Linked DNA regions of Homo sapiens: regions 2 and 3 are each linked to region 1. Evidence: read pairs that join two places in POLR2A ChIA-PET (ENCODE). Cell type or tissue: HepG2. All regions are shown on one strand.

Region 1 (5,000 bases):
TCACTGGCTCCAGAACTCCCGGCTGCCAGGGTAGCCCCTACCCCCAGCCCCTTGCTCCTGGACAGCAGTGGGTCTCACCTTTAGCCTCTGCCCCCAGTTCTGGTCTGACCCAACAGAGGGGCTCTATGATATTAAGAAGGGGCCCTTCCTGCTCTGTGCCTCAACCTATTCTCCATAATAGGGAGTCTAATCCTATTCCTTCCCTGCCTGATGAGGATGGTGTGAGGATGAGGAGGACGGCATCTCATTTGGGGCTTTTTGGCAGTGGGCCTCATTTTAATCCTGCAGGGCTGCCTGCCAGTGGATCTATCCAGCTGCTTCCTTGTAGCCAAGAATGAGTTCAATGAATTGTGATTCACTGATTTTATTGATTTTGTTTTAAAACAGGGAGACTGGTATTTTTGAAGCTGCTATCATTTTCTATTTCTTTATTAATTTCTTTGTAATCATCTTATTAAAGTTTTCTTATTTAGTGGGAGAGGGAGCTTTGTTTAAGTTTGGAATTTGCCTAAGGCAGAAGTTATAAGGCTTCATAACCTTTTGTATGTATTGCCAATATTTGAAACTTGGGAGATTACGTATAAAAAATACCTAGTTTTCTGGGTGGAGGATGGGGCATGCTGTCATCTCAAGTCTGCTGCGGCTCACCCCCACCACCTTTACCCCCTCCCCCGCCCTTCCCATCCCCCACTGCACTTCACTCATGTAAGACGTCTGCCCGGTGCTGGTCCAGGCGGGCATGTGAGTTTGTAGCCTCTGCTCCAAAGGATGGTTTACACATTATTTTTTCATTACCTTCAGTATTCCTGTGAATGGTTCAAGAGAGAAAGTCTTCATTTACTAAGATTTGGGTTCTGCCTCCCAAGTGACAATACGGGGCTGAGATCCCTCTCAGCTTCTTTGAGATGTGGCCACCATAAGCATCATCGTTGTAGGGACAGTCTCATTGCTGTCTTCTAGCAGACAGAAGAGTTAGGTGCCAGAAAGGACAATCTTGATGGTGGGTCCCCTCCCTGAAGGACTTTAAGAAGGCATAAAGGGGTTGGGGTGGAGGGTGGCGTGTGAAGGAGGAGGCCCTTGATTAGGTCAGTGGTCCCTGGGAGCCATCGGCGAGAGGCCTCCAGCCGGGTGACAGTCTGGGCTCTCGGGTACTAATCTTTCTAATATGGCAGTGGTTGTGGCACTTCTGACTTGAATTGATAATTCTCATATCTAATAAAACCAAGAAGTACCTCGTTGATATCTTATAGAAAACAAAATGGATCTTCTTCATTCTCCTAAGGGGCTCCTTGCAGAGAGACCCTGGAGAGCAGGGAAGCTTGGCAAATGGTGGAAATCTGTGGCCTGAAAGCCTCCCAGCCTCTGCCCTGGGTGACATCTCCCCTGCCGTACCAGCTGGGATTAAAAAACCTGTAGCGAGAAAGCATAAGTATATATTTAAAAAATGATTTTTAAATTTTTGTAGAGACAGGGTCTCACTATGTTGCTCGGGCTGGTTTCAAACTCCTGGGCTCAAGTGATCCTCCCACCTCGGCCTCCCAAAGTGTTGAGGTGACAGGCATGAGCCAATGGCCAGATTTTTGAAAAGACAGCATTCAGCTTAGGATACAATGGTGTGTGTGTGAGCGTGTGAGCACGCACATGCATGTTTAACCAGAGCTAAAATAACCTTAACTGAGTCTCAGAGAATTCTTTCTACTATTTGGGTCACACTTTTTCTCCTCTCCTAGTGTTTGTCTCCAAACCTTAGTGCACAAGAGTCCCTGGGTTGTCAAACCCAAAACTTAAGGCAACCCTGCAAAGGGGCCAGGAGCTGAGTCCCCAAACCTTTGAACTGAACGAGCCCCCCTTACCCTAGCAGAGAACTGTGGATTCAGCCTTGCTGGAGAAGACGAAGGACTGCCTGGTTAACTTGAAAGCAGCCTGTACTTTAAAGTGTAGCAAAGCAAAGCTGCAGGCTTTATTCCCTGGGGTCAGGAGGCCTGGACTTTGTCCTGTTTGTATGGCAAACACAGCCAGCCCAGTGAGTGAGTGCAGGAAGCTGGCTGTTTGTACCCAAGGGCTGCATAACCGCTTCTGACCTGGTTTTGTGTGTTAGTGGATCGAGGATTGGGACAGACGTGGAATTTGGCCTGGGCAGCCTGCCACTTGTGTAACCTTGGAGCTCAGGAAAAAATGAGGTGCAAGGGAGAGGGTGGATAGCCAGGATCCCACATGGACCCTTCAGATGCCTTTGGTCTGAGCCAGAGCCCTCTGGATCCCTTATATTGGGGCTGCCTAATTGGGACTGGAGGCAGAGACGGCCCTCCTGGGACATGCCATGGTTCACACTGTAGTGGGGGCCAGGATGTGGGGTAGCTCAGGTCCAAACCGGGGCTGGGTGCTGAAGCCACTGTGGGGCTGTGGTTTTGGCAAGGGTGAGAACCCTCTCTGGTGTCCTTCCTGGGCTCCCCAGCCCCAGCTGGGGCTCCTGCCACAAATGCAGACCGGGGACTGCCTGTTCTTTGACCAGTGAAATTCAGAGACCCTCAAGGAAGGCTTGAGGGTCTCTGAATTTGCTGTCCTCATCTGCACTTAGAGTAATTGCACTTAAGTTGCTGTCCTCATCTGCACTTAGAGTAATTAGGTGCCTCGCTTAGTCCTGTGACCAAGCCTGATTTTGAGTCGTGGTTACAGAAACTTAGTCTGTGTCTTGTAGCCCTGAGCTCCTCCTCTTCCTCACCAGTTAACAATATCTCAAAGAAGGGTGTTGTCCTGAACCATTACCATAACCCCAGCCTAAGCTCACCCTGACCACCACTGTCCCAGGTATATCACCGGCTCCAGAACTCCTGGCTGCCAGGGCAACCCCCGCCCCCAGCCCCTTGCTCTGGGACAGGAGGGAGTGGGTCTCACCTTTAGCCTCTGCCCCCGGTTCTGGTCTGACCCAGCACATGGCAGCTCCAAAGAGCGGACAAAACCTTGAAGCAAAGCCAAAGGGCCAGGCCTGAATGGGAGGTCAGAGGGAAGAAGGCCCAGGAGAGGGTCTAAGCCAGCCCTGTCTAAGAGGAATCTAACGCAGGCACATAGGTAGCTTTCTATGGTGGCCACATTAGAAAAAAGTAAAAAGAAATAGATAAAATTAATTTTAAGCATACATTTCATTTAGCCCAATATATCTAAAATATCATTTCAACTGTAAATTATCGAGACATTCTGCATTCTGTTTTGCATATTGTCTTTGAATCCCATGAGTTTACACTTAGAGCCCAATTCAGATACTACATTTTCATCAGAAAAACTTGATCTGTATTTAGATTTAATTAAATGTACAGTCGTAAACATTCACATCCTCAAATTGTTTCAGAAATACTGAAAGGTTTTGCAGTTATGGAATTTCTATCTATTTTTAAATTTCAATTAATTAAAGTTAAAGTTTAGAATGCATTTCCTCAGTTGCACTAGCCACATTGCAGCTGCTCAATAGCACTTATGGCTGGTGGCTACTGTATTGGACAGCACCCCTCAAGAACAGGGGAGGCCTCGCGCGGTGGCTCATGCCTGTAATCACAGCACTTTGGGAGGCCAAGACGGGTGGATCACCTGAGGTCAGGAGTTCAACACCAGCTTGGCCAAGATGATGAAACCCCATCTCTACTAAAAATACCAAAATTAGCCGGGCGTGATAGCGGGCACCTGTAGTCCCAGCTACTTGGGAGGCTGAGGCAGAGAATCGCTTGAATCCGGGAGGCAGAGGTTGCAGTGAGCCAAGATTGCGCCACTGCACTCCAGCCTGGGCGACAGAGCGAGACTCCGTATCAAAAACAAACAAAAAACAGGGGAAACAGGTGAGAGGCCTGTCTTGGGGATTCATTGTGATTCCTGCGGCAGTTGCCTCCCCAGACACCCAGAGCTTGCTGGTCATCCCAGACCCTTGGGCAAGGGCAAGACAGCAGCGTCCAGCAGTCGGCTTGTGCAGGGCAGCCTTCCAATTGCCCAAAATATGCGCCCTCCCGGACACCATCCTTGGAAGAGAACCTAGTTCCTTACCGATCCTTTCGTGCCTCAGTCCACCCAGACCAATTCCAGCCTTGGTGAGGCGTTTCCCTCTGACCAAGCACCCACCCATGGGAGGCCCGTGTCACCCGGCTGCGTTTCGCATCTCTGCTCCCATGAATAAATGTATTTACTCTAAAAACGTGTGGCTCGTGTGTTGTACGTGAAACAGCCACCAGCCTCGTGCTGAGTAGCCGTAAAATCTGTGGTGTATTGAGCGGAGCGCTGCGCTGCGTGTCCCGGCGGCCCTGCCAGGTAGGTGGATCCAGCCATCCCTTTCCCTTTGGCGGGAGAGGCTGGGCTCGAGGGACGCCCGCGGCCACAGCGCTGCGCTGCGAAGTGGCAGAGCAGAGATTTGATTCCCGGGCTCCCAGGCTCCACGGGCCTGCCTTTTCCACCTTATCTCCGTGCAGCCCAAGAGGCAGTCGAGCTCGAGTCTTGACGGGAGAACGGAGCCCTTCTAAAACCCGGGGATTTGAATGCCTGCAGGATGCGCGGTGCGCTAGGGGCGGTCACAGCTTCCTCCGGAGCGCCCGCCTCCTAGAAGGCCTTGCGCCCACTAGCGGGCGCCGCGGGGAGATGCTCTGGGCAGCTCGGAAACCACGGTGGCCTCGCCGGGAAAGAGAGCGCCTAACCCAGGGCCAGGCACCGCCACGATTTCCTTCACCCTGACACGGCCCCCAGCCCAGCCGATACCTGTGTGAGGCCACAGCTGACCTCGATTGGGCTTTGAGAAGTTTTGTGTCACTCAACTCTGGAGGGAGGTTGTTTCTAAACCGAGCACATCCTAAGAATTTTTTCCGTGATTTCACTATGTCCTAAAAAATAGAGCTCATTTTAGAGTCTTGGACAGGGCGGGGGTTTCAGAACCGTAGGTCTGAGTTCTAGCCCTGTGCCAATAACTAAATGACCGGGTGTTCATCCGATCATCTGAGAAACGTTTATTGAGCACCTATTACGTGCCC
Region 2 (5,000 bases), 50 kb before region 1:
GCCAGTGAGAGAAACATTTCTGGGTTATGATCTTCAGAACTGGCATCTTCAGTACTGGTAGAAAGCAAGACTTTCCATTCCCAAGTCTTTTAATGAACACATGTGACTCATACTCAGAGAAGAATTTGGCCCATTGAACAGGCAAAGCAAGAAAGCAAGAAATGGTGGTGGCTCGCCAGTGGTTACAGCAGACACCCTATACTTCTTCCAAAGGAATTCTCTGCGTAGAAAGGAATGTTGGAGATGAAGGATGAGGGCCTGCAAGTAAAGCGTGCCATTTTCTAAAATCCAAGCCTTTTTGTGTGCAGAAATATTGTAGCTCAAGAAAATGCCAGTCTTCCACTAGGATGGGTATAATCAGAAGGATGGACAATAACAAGTGTTGGTGAGGATGTAGAGAAGCTGGAATCCTCATACACTGTAGGCGGGAATGTAAAATGGTGCAGCTGCTGTGGAAACAGTCTGGTGGTTCCTCAGAGGAACATGAAGTTACCTTATGACCCAGCAATTCCACTTCTCAGTATACATCCAAGAGAATTCGAAGCATCTTATTAAGCATATTAGAAGCACACCAAAACTTGTACACAAATGCTCAAAGCAGCAGCATTTGTAATAGCCAAAAAGTGGGAACAACCCAAATGTCCATCAGCTGATGAATGGATAAACAAAATGTGGTATGAAATACCACAGTACAATGAGTATGGTGAAATACTATTTGGCAATAAAAAGAGATAGTGTCCTGATACATGGTACAGCCTGGATGAACCTTATAGACACTTGGCTAAGTGAAAGAATCCAGTCTCCCAGAAACCCACACATCGAATGATTCTATTTACATGAAATGTTCAGAATAGGCAAATGTATTGCCAGGGACTGGGGGAAATGGGAGAGTGGGGAGTAACTGCTCATGGAGATGGGGTTTCTTTTTGGGGAAATGAAGACGTTCTGAAATTAGTGGTGATGGCCACAAAACTTTGTGAATATACTAAAAACCACTGAGCACTCTAAAAGGGTGAATTTTATTGCCTGGGAATGATATCTCAATTTAAAAACTTTTTTGTAATTAAAAAAAAAGACAAGTCTTGCCTTTAGAATCCCCTCTCCTCATTCCGGGAAAGTACGTGTCGTGGGCAAGTCTAAGCAGAAAGTGTATTGAATCTGCCAGGTTGACCACCTGTTTCATGCAGCTTAGGGTCAGAAGAATCTGTAGCTCTGTCAAGAAGACGCAGGGCTACAGATAGGAAACAGGAGGGAATAATCCAGCCAGAAATTATCTTGCCCAACCACAGAGGGCATCATCTACATTCTGCTGGGATCCATACCAGAGGAGGACAGAAACAGAAAATAGGATCGGGACTGGAAACTAGAGCTGTGGTTGTCTTCTGGATGGATCAGAATGCTCTAGATCAATGGAACGTGGCAGCTCCAATTCCAGGAATGTCAGTGCAGCCTCTCCTGAGGTGAGCAGTCACCTGAAATTCCATTTTCACTGAATTAAACGTGAGAAAGCCTGAGTTGAGAAAGCCAACTTCTGTAATCTACTCCCCAAAAGGGCATATCCCTTAAATTAGCTGAGCCTCAGTTTCCTTATTTGTAAAACAAGACCAGCAGTATCCCCTTTACAGGATTACTGTGAAATTAAATGAGATGAGCATGCTAAGTGCAAAGCATCCTGAAGGTGTAAGCCATGGCACCATCAGCACCACCTCCATCATCATCATCGTTGTTGTCGTCGCTGTTGCTACTCCCAGGTAGCACCAGTATAAAACAGCCATTTTCCCATGCGGTCAGTCTTCTCTTCTGTTTGGTTAGAGAACATTTTGTGGGAGAACTGCCTTCCTTAGGTAGTTCAGTCCCAAATCCTCAATGATGCCTTGGAAAAAATCCAGCGTTCGCCCTGGTAATCCTGCAGCTGCTGCCGTTGTGGGGGGCCTTCTCAGACTGTGTTCCAGACTCCCCCGCCCCAGCCTCCCAGGGCAGGTGCCTCCCTCACCTCTCTCCTTCTGTCCCCACAGGGCCTCTGATTCGCGCCGGCCCGCATTCCTGCTCCTGTGCCACTTGCCCCTGCAGCTCCGCTTGCTGGCGTCGTCTGGGGCTATGCCATAGCCGCATCTTCGATGTCCTTCTGCCTCGGGACTGGCAGATGGCGCCAGGGAGAGGACTCCCCAACCTGCTCACCTTCTACAGGTTCCAAGCGCGAGGGGCTGGAGCCTCGGGGCACACAGTCCCCAGGGCCAGGCTCTGCCCCCAGACCTTATTAGCAATCATGTATCACTTCCTCTTGGGAATCCCAGGCCGAAGGAAAGCCTTTCTTTCCCTCTTTGCTTTGCCCACTTCCTGGACGTTGGCAGGCAGGGCCCTTTCTGACCGGCCCCACCCCCGGGGTACCCACCCCGCCTGTACAGAGAGGTGCCAGTTTTCTTCCTCACTGGGATTCCTCCTCAGGGGCTTCCTTTTTCTTTTCTCCAGAGATGCCCTCCCCTCCTCAGAACACTCTCCCCCTCAGCCCTTCACAGAGTCGCTCAGGAGCTTTGTGTTTAAACACTGTTTGGCCATGCACCTCCGTGGGCCCTCAGTGGCCTGTGTCATAGGCAGGGGCCTTAGGTTCCTGATCTGCCTACGAATGTCGCCCAGAATTTAATGATAAAAAACTACTTGTAACTCATATGCCTCCTCCACACAATAGCAAGACGTCAGCCCCCTTCAGACTGTGCTGGGCTCTTTCTGGGGGTCTCCACAGGGAACATCTGCCCCCAGGCTGGTCTGTTGGTGGCGGCCCCCATGACATCACCCATAGTATCTGTCCTTCCTTCCTCTTCCCAAAAAGCCACCAGGAGCAGTGTCATGGCTGCCACCGCCCTCATAGGAAGACCCCATCCATGCAGGGAACAGACTGGAGATGTTCCCACGTTTGGGCGCTGCTAGGTTACATGCATGGGCTGGGAGAGGGGTCGCCATCTGCCCCACCTGAGGGCCTCACAGATCTCAATGGAAGAGGCCCTTCCACTTGGCGACCTCACACCCCCACCCCAGGAACTGAGGCCCCCCAACCCCCATCCTTGTCCTGTTCCTCTTCCCAGCCTCTTCCCTACCCAATCCCCTCTCCTTTCTGGAGCTGAAAAACTCCATCTCTCCTACACATGGAGATAAGTAAATAGATACCGGGGCGTGTGGGGAGAACACGCTTGGAGCCAAAAATACTCCACCACCCAGTAAGCTCCGTCAAGGAAAGGTCTGCCTGCCACCGTTAGCCACACCCTGCCCACACGCTTAGTACTTCCATCCATCCATGGCCAAATCGTGCCATGGGTTCATATCGTTTTAAAACCAGCAAGTGTTATTGAGGGAAACTTACTATGCAGAGGACATGGGGCACTGTGAGGGAAACCAGAACAGGGAACTTTACCCCTAAAATTGTTGCAGTCGACATGGAGAGCTAAGACCCATGCATTTAGAAACCAAGATGCAAGATGCAAAGAGCCTTGTGTCCTCTAGGAGAGGCTCCAACAGGAACCTCTGAAAGGTTCCAACAGGAACAGGCTCCAACAGGAACCTCTGAAAGGTTCCTGTCAACAGCATGTGAGCCGAGTCCAGAAGGATCTTGAAGTCCTCTCTGGCTTAAGATGAAAAGCGGGAGCAATCTGGGTGCAGGAAAAGGCAAGCGTGAGGCTCAGAATCAGGAAAGTGAGCAGGGAGAGACAGGGTCCATATCTGGCCAGGGCAAGACATGTAGTTTTAATTCTGCTCCAATTTTAGCACTGGCATGCTTTTCTCAATGGAGTGTAATGTTGGCTCTTGGCTTTCAATCCACATTCACATTAAACAAGAATCCCTATTTTTGTAGGATTTTTATCAAAACGGGTATTGCATTTTTTGAATGCCCTCCTCACAATTATTGCCTTAGTCATGTTTTCCTTGCCTTTGTGTGGGTGTAATATATTATTTCCCAAGTTCCTTTCTCTCAATGGAGTGAAGTGATAGAACTTACCTCATAGGGTTGTTGTGAGGCTGGAAGAAGACACTGGGTGTGAGGTATTTAGCACAAGGCCTGGCTCACAGCAGACTTGACCACCTTCCTAACCTGGTCCCCTTCTGAGTGTTCAGGGCAGCTAGCATCCCAGGCCAGCTCACCCTCCGATCCTCAGGGGTCTTTCAGTAGGGACTTGTTGGAAGGATGGGAAGAATTAAATGCTCTCCTAAGAGGAGTTTGGAGAGGGGGAAGATGGGTATTCCTGCAATCCTGAGGGGGCCACATAATTTCCACTTTCTCCTGTTCGTAGAGAGGCACTGAAGCCCAGCTTCCCACCACCCCCACTTCTGCTTTGCTCTACAGAAAATCTTCAAGAAAACCCTCCAGTCATCGTAACGCGTGTCCTCCAAGCCCTCGGAACTGTGGCTGTGGCTCTGGGGGCTCTAGGAGCTGCCTACTACATCACTGAATCCTTGTGAACAAGCCCCTAGGCCCACAGTCTGGCAGGTATGTTGAGCGCTCTGTCCCTTCGAATGGAGGTGGTCTCTTCAGGTGGACCAAGCCCCGGCCTCTCAAGGGAAGCTTGCCAGTGGAGTGACTCCCTCCTGGCCTCAGGGTCAGCCGGCATGGCCCTCTAGGGAAGACCTGATGCTCTCAGATGACGCTAGACTCATTATTACAATCATCTAAACAGAGCCCCCACCTCCTCTGCCCCGGGATGGTGTCCCTGGTCATGGACCCTGGACAAGAGGAAATGGGAGGGATGGGGGCAAAGGTTTCTACCCATCTCGGACCTTTCTTGGAACTTTCTCCCTGCCTGGAAAGCTTGTCTCCTACCCAGTCCTACCAGTCCATCACCCATAAAGCCCCCTTCTTCCATGAAACCTTTCTCCATCTTCCCAACTTCAATGACGTCTTCCATCTTCTCAACCCCTGTCCTCTCCACCTGTGCCTCCTGTGTTGTGGATGATCCTGTCGTTTGCCTGTGGCCTGTCTCCCATCTGTCCTGCAAGACCCCTGAGGGCAAGGG
Region 3 (5,000 bases), 64 kb before region 1:
TGCCGGTCATCCCAGATCCCAGCTGCCTCACTCTCCATTGAGTCCTATGACCTTGAGCCTTGATTTCACTTGTTCAAACCCCTCATAAGCATTTGCTGGCTGTCCAATGTACTTTGGACCCCAGGCTTATGAGAAAACTCATTTGGCAATTAATCCTACTCTCACCTTGGACCGGTTCTGCAAAGTCCCAGATTCTTGTGGGGAGAGTGGGCGTTTCAAAAGCGTAGAGAAGCTAACAAGCCTCTCGTCAAAACCACCCTCAAAGATCACCTATAAACCACCAGAAGCCAGGACCTTGAAGCTCAAAAGCAAAAATCCGCTTGTTACCTAGCCTTGCAGGGAGAGGATCCCTGGCCCTGGGGCAGGTCTACTTTGGAGATGAAGGGAGGGAGGGAGGAGGGAAATGGATTTGTTACAGAGATTTCAATCTTTTCTTCCTTCACCTCCGGATTTTATAAGTGGCTTTCCTGGACTAAGCCACAGTCATGTGTGTGGCAATCTACTGTATGTTATTCTCTTGGATGAGCTGCCTTGAGAACAAGGCTCCTGAGGGCAGAAAGAAGCTGCCCTATCTCCCTGTGAGTGGGTCACAGGGTAACCTGTGCAAGGCTGGGCAGGGCAGGTGCTGGATAAAGTCACTGGGGGAGAGGGGAGGAAGGGGGGGGGGAGGTCCACACCTGTGGGTCTCACGACTCAGGCGACCCCTTAAGGGACTGCTGCCACCAAGAGGAATACTGGGGTGAGCTTTCCCACCTCGCCACCCAGATCCGTTGTCCCCTCTGGGCCACGCGTGTGTCCAAAGCCATGACAGGGACAGACAAAGGCCCACACCATGTGGGCCCACACTTGGTTCCGGGGCTGAGTCCTGTGCCCAGCGCCTGACACAGCTCCACGCCCAGCTGGTGCTCATTCAATGCTGAATGCCTCAGAGAATCTTCAGGCCTGCCATCCTCAGCCAGGGCCTTGAGAGTCCCCTTATTAGTCAGGTTTCCCCAGAGAAACAGAACCAATGGGATGTGGACAGGGAGAGAGAGAGAGGGAGAGACAGAGGAAGAGAGAGAGGTTGATTTTAAGGAACCGGCTCACTGATCGTGGAGGCCAGTAAGCCCACATCTGCAGGGTAGGCCTGGGCGCTGGGGAACCAGGAAGAGCTGATGCTGCAGTTCTAGTCCCAAAGCCTTCTGCTGACAAATCCCCCCTCTCAGGAATGTTTTTCTTTTCCAAGGTGAGGAAGAGGTGGGAGGTGAAGGGTGAGGGTCAATCTTTGTCTTCAGGTCTTCAACAGAGGGAGCAGGACCCGCCCACCTGGTGAGGTAATTTGCTTTACTCAGCACTCATCCACTGATTCAGATGTTACTCTTATCAAAAAATACTTTCCCAGATACATCTAGAATAATGGCTGATCAAATATCTGGGTACCGTGGTCCAGCCAAATTGATGCATAAAATTATCCTCCCACTTCCCCACCCCTGGCCCCTCCAAGGCCCTCCGGGGTTCTCCGGGAGTCTGGCTCTCCATCTCCTCCTCTTTGCCCTCCGGCTTCCAGGCTGTGCGACCCTGAGGCTCTTCCCTGCCCTGTTCTACCCAAAGGGGCCTCAGGGGCTTGAATTCCTCCTTCTTGGACCTTTTTCTCTTTCCAGTCAGTGGATCCCATCACTTTGAGGGCTCCTGGAATGACATTTTCCCCAAGAAGCCTCTCCTGTATAAAACTGGGGGTTGTTGGCTGTGCCCAGAGGATGGGGGTGGCTTCCTTGCCCTCTTCACCCCCCACACCCCTGCCCCCTTCCCCCTGCATCACTGCCGGGCTGGACTGGGGGTGGGGGTTGGGGGAATATAAGCCCTGGATTGGGCGCCCTTATCTTGCTTTAATTTCCTCTAGAGCTCAGCGCCATGTGAGGTTATAGTAGTGGCCGACCTTGTTTACTCTTTCCTACCGGAGTATAAGCTCCAGGGGGCAGGGACTTCATCCCCAGAGCCTAGCCCAGGACCTGCACACGGAGGCACTCAGGGTGTTTGTTGATTGAATGAAAAACGTTCACTGAACACCTCTGTTGTGCCGCACACACTGTGCCAGGGCGTGGACGAAAGCTCAGCTGCCCAGGCCATTGACTATTTCTGAGCATTTCCACTCTCACGTTGTACACCCCTCATTTCTCTCTTCCTGGAGGGGCTCCCTACCTGAGCGCGGGAATCATCTTCCTTCCTCTCTCCTGGAGTCTGCCTGACTTGGTGTCCCAAGACAGGGACTGGGTCCCCTTTGAGCCCCTGGAGGAATGTGAACTGAGCCGATGAGGAGATGCCTCCTGTCTACTTGGAGGAAAGGGACCGGGACACACAGAGGCGCAGGGGGCTGAACCCTCGGTTCCAGCCCCGATAACTCATCCGGAGTCACGCGGTTCCGGGACTTTGCAGAGGAAAGGGGCGCGGGATGTGCTTTGGGAATAGAATTCCACCTTTGCACTCGGCTCTGCACCTGTCCTGCCCCCCGGAGATTCCTTGAGTCCACGTGGATCCGAGAGGAGAAGCTGTTGATCATTTCCTGTCCGCTGAGGCTGTGATCCCCGGGCGACCGGACCGGTAGCCCGGCAGCGCCCTCTGGTGGCCGGTGACGCTCAGCCAGCGCCGGGAATCGCCGCCCAGGCCCCAAGGACCAGAATCAGGAGCAGGATCAGGGCCAGGGCCAGGGCCAGGGCCAGGGCCAGGGCCAGCGCGGGAGGCAGATTTATCCCGGTGCACACCTCTAACTTATCCCTCCTACACAAGGCAGGACTCCGGCTTCTTTCCCTTTTCTGTGTATTTCAAAAGGAATGCACATTGAGCATAAAAAATATATGTAAACAAAAAGAAGCTCCCAGTCAAAGCTGTGATACTGTGTCCTGGCAGGACCAGCCAGGCCTGGGTCTCAATCCCAGACCTGCCATCTACCAGCTGACTGAATCTGAACAAGACGCTTAACTCTCCGAGCCACAGTTTCTGCATCTGCAGCCTGGGAATGGTGTGCTCTCCATTGCTGGGTTGTGTATAGATGACCTATGTACCCAGCACCTAGGACAGCCCCGACTGATGGGGGCAATTCTTATTAGACACAAAGGAGAATCTGTTAAATGTCCTTCAGTTTCTGCTCAGGTGTTCCCAGGGGGTGAGAGATGTTCCCAAAGATATAACTGCCTGCCTGATCGCCCAAGCAGAGACTGTATTTCCCAGATTTTCTGGCAGCCAGAGTTGGTCACAGGGCTAATTCTGGTCCATGGAATGTGGCTGGAAATGATGTGTCCAACTTCCGAGTCACGCCCTGCAAAGGAGGTTGTTTCCCCTCCATTCTGCTTTTCCATCCTCCTGCTGGCTTGGAAGTGGACGGTCCTGGATCAGCTGCCCTGGAGAAAGGAAAGGAAGCCACATATTGAGGATGGCAGAGCCTTCCTGACACCCCAGAACCACTGACATCTGCAGAAATAAATATTCCTAACCCAACGTATCTCTGGATCTCTTTGTTACACCAACTTAGATATAATCGTGGTGTTTCAAGTGCATGCCCAGGAGTCTTGGTATTCATTCTGAACACCAGCTGACAGAGCTTCTGCCTTTAGTGCCACTTCTTACCTTTAGTGTCTCCCCCCACCCCACCATGCACAAAAAAAAGCCCCTGCAAGGGCTGGACCCAGGGAACCCTAGGGATGGCTTAACTCCAGCCTGGTCATCCCCTCCCTGAGGTCACACTGAGGCTGGCAGCCCTGCCATCTGGATCATCCCCTCCCTGAGGTCGCACTGAGACTGGTAGTCCCACCACCTCTCTCTGCTCCTCTCCCCGTTCCATGGCTTCAGTGTGCCAGGGGCTGATTAAAGGTAGTCCAACGTGTCAGACAGTTAGTACAAGGGTTCTTCAATGACTGTCCGACTGCAGGTTGAACTGACAATGAACAAGACAGCACACTAGGGCTCCTTTACCCCAGTCAGGAGGGACAGAGTAGCTCAAATCCATGTTTTGGGAGTCTGGAACCTCTATTCCTTCCTGGTACTCCCCAGTTTAGGATATGTTGATAAAAGCTGGTTTAGAGAAGGCAAAAAGCAAGCCCCAGCCCCAGGTAGGGCCTCCTACCTCCCCTAGTAATCTCAATCTTGAGACTCCCACACTAGGGTAAACCTGTGGAAAGGCCAATTCCTGTATGGTGAAGTTGTCAGGTCTAATTTATCTTGGATGAAAGTCTAGCATCCATCTTTCTTTTTTTTTTTTTTTTTTTTTTTTTTTTTTTTTTTTTTTTTTTTTTTTTAGACCAAGTCTGCCCAGGCTGGAGTGGCAGGCATCTGTAGTCCCAGCTACTTGGGAGGCTGAGGCAGGAGGATCACTTGAACCTGGGGGGTGGAGCTCACAGTGTGCCAAGATCACGCCACTGCACTCCAGCAGACTTGTTTAGTCTGTTTTTGAGACTTAGGCTTGCTCTGTCGCCCAGGCTGTAGTGCTGTGGTGTGATCTTGGCTCACTGCAACCTCTGCCTCTCCAGGTCAAGCAATTCTCCTGCCTCCGCCTCGGGAATGGCTAGGACTACAGGCACACCACCAGGCTCGAGTAATTTTTGTATTTTTAGTAGAGATGGGGGTCTCACTATATTGCTTAAGACTGGTCTTGAACTCCTGGCCTCAAGCAATCCTCCCACCTCTGCTTCCCAAATTGCTGGGCTTATAGGCATGAGCCACCGCGCCCGAGGATCCTGGAGTTTTTAGCGGGATTCTAGCTCAGAGTTTTCTGTTTGACACCCTGCTTTTCAGAGTTTTTTATGTTTATATTTTTAAAAATAATTTAGCATAACTTGGTAAAGCTCATTTTAAGAAAAATAACAAAGGGAACAACTTTCCCCACCGTTGGGTTTCCAGTCTCTGTGACCGTCCTTGTTCCCTCCGTACTGCCTCATCATGACACTCTGCTCACCCCGCGTGCTGGGCAGCAAACGAGTTCTATGCTTTCTGTCTTGTTTTCCTGAGGACCTTTCCTGGCGTTTTGACAG

Evidence for each region. ChIA-PET counts read pairs that join two places held together with the same protein. Peaks named below come from ENCODE experiments on the same cell type or tissue, not always from the same donor. Only the 100,000 strongest peaks of a DNase experiment are listed, where the experiment ranks them.
Region 2: POLR2A ChIA-PET joins it to region 1 with 16 read pairs; 6 of 35 experiments call an interaction of 5 or more read pairs at or near these places.
Region 3: POLR2A ChIA-PET joins it to region 1 with 13 read pairs; 2 of 35 experiments call an interaction of 5 or more read pairs at or near these places.

What each region holds. Positions count from the first base shown.
Region 1 is chr2:231,048,461-231,053,460 of GRCh38, forward strand. C2orf72 (chromosome 2 open reading frame 72) reads left to right here. Exons shown (of 3, transcript NM_001144994.2): 3 at 1-1,259. It overlaps LOC112268432 (a long non-coding RNA gene), which reads right to left. Exons shown (of 2, transcript XR_002959456.2): 2 at 416-5,000. Among named protein-coding and RNA genes, the nearest start is that of PSMD1, 5.9 kb to the right of the region's middle. RefSeq lists an enhancer at 4,403-4,462. In HepG2, a CTCF peak has its summit at 4,585 (motif pointing right); DNase peaks (open chromatin) are centred at 1,621, 2,041, 3,816, 4,571 and 1 weaker place; H3K4me3 peaks cover 3,220 bases.
Region 2 is chr2:230,998,351-231,003,350 of GRCh38, forward strand. It overlaps SPATA3 (spermatogenesis associated 3), which reads left to right. Exons shown (of 5, transcript NM_139073.5): 2 at 2,016-2,187; 3 at 4,334-4,477. The coding sequence ends at 4,439. Among named protein-coding and RNA genes, the nearest start is that of SPATA3, 4.7 kb to the left of the region's middle. In HepG2, CTCF peaks have their summits at 1,303 and 2,141; a DNase peak (open chromatin) is centred at 2,131; H3K27me3 peaks cover 2,105 bases.
Region 3 is chr2:230,984,806-230,989,805 of GRCh38, forward strand. SPATA3-AS1 (SPATA3 antisense RNA 1) reads right to left here. Exons shown (of 6, transcript NR_033879.1): 5 at 2,179-3,374; 6 at 1-1,305. Among named protein-coding and RNA genes, the nearest start is that of SPATA3-AS1, 8.7 kb to the right of the region's middle. RefSeq lists a silencer at 676-860 and enhancers at 1,914-1,963, 2,365-2,864. In HepG2, a CTCF peak has its summit at 2,593 (motif pointing left); DNase peaks (open chromatin) are centred at 2,556 and 3,086; H3K4me3 peaks cover 1,195 bases; H3K27me3 peaks cover 1,123 bases.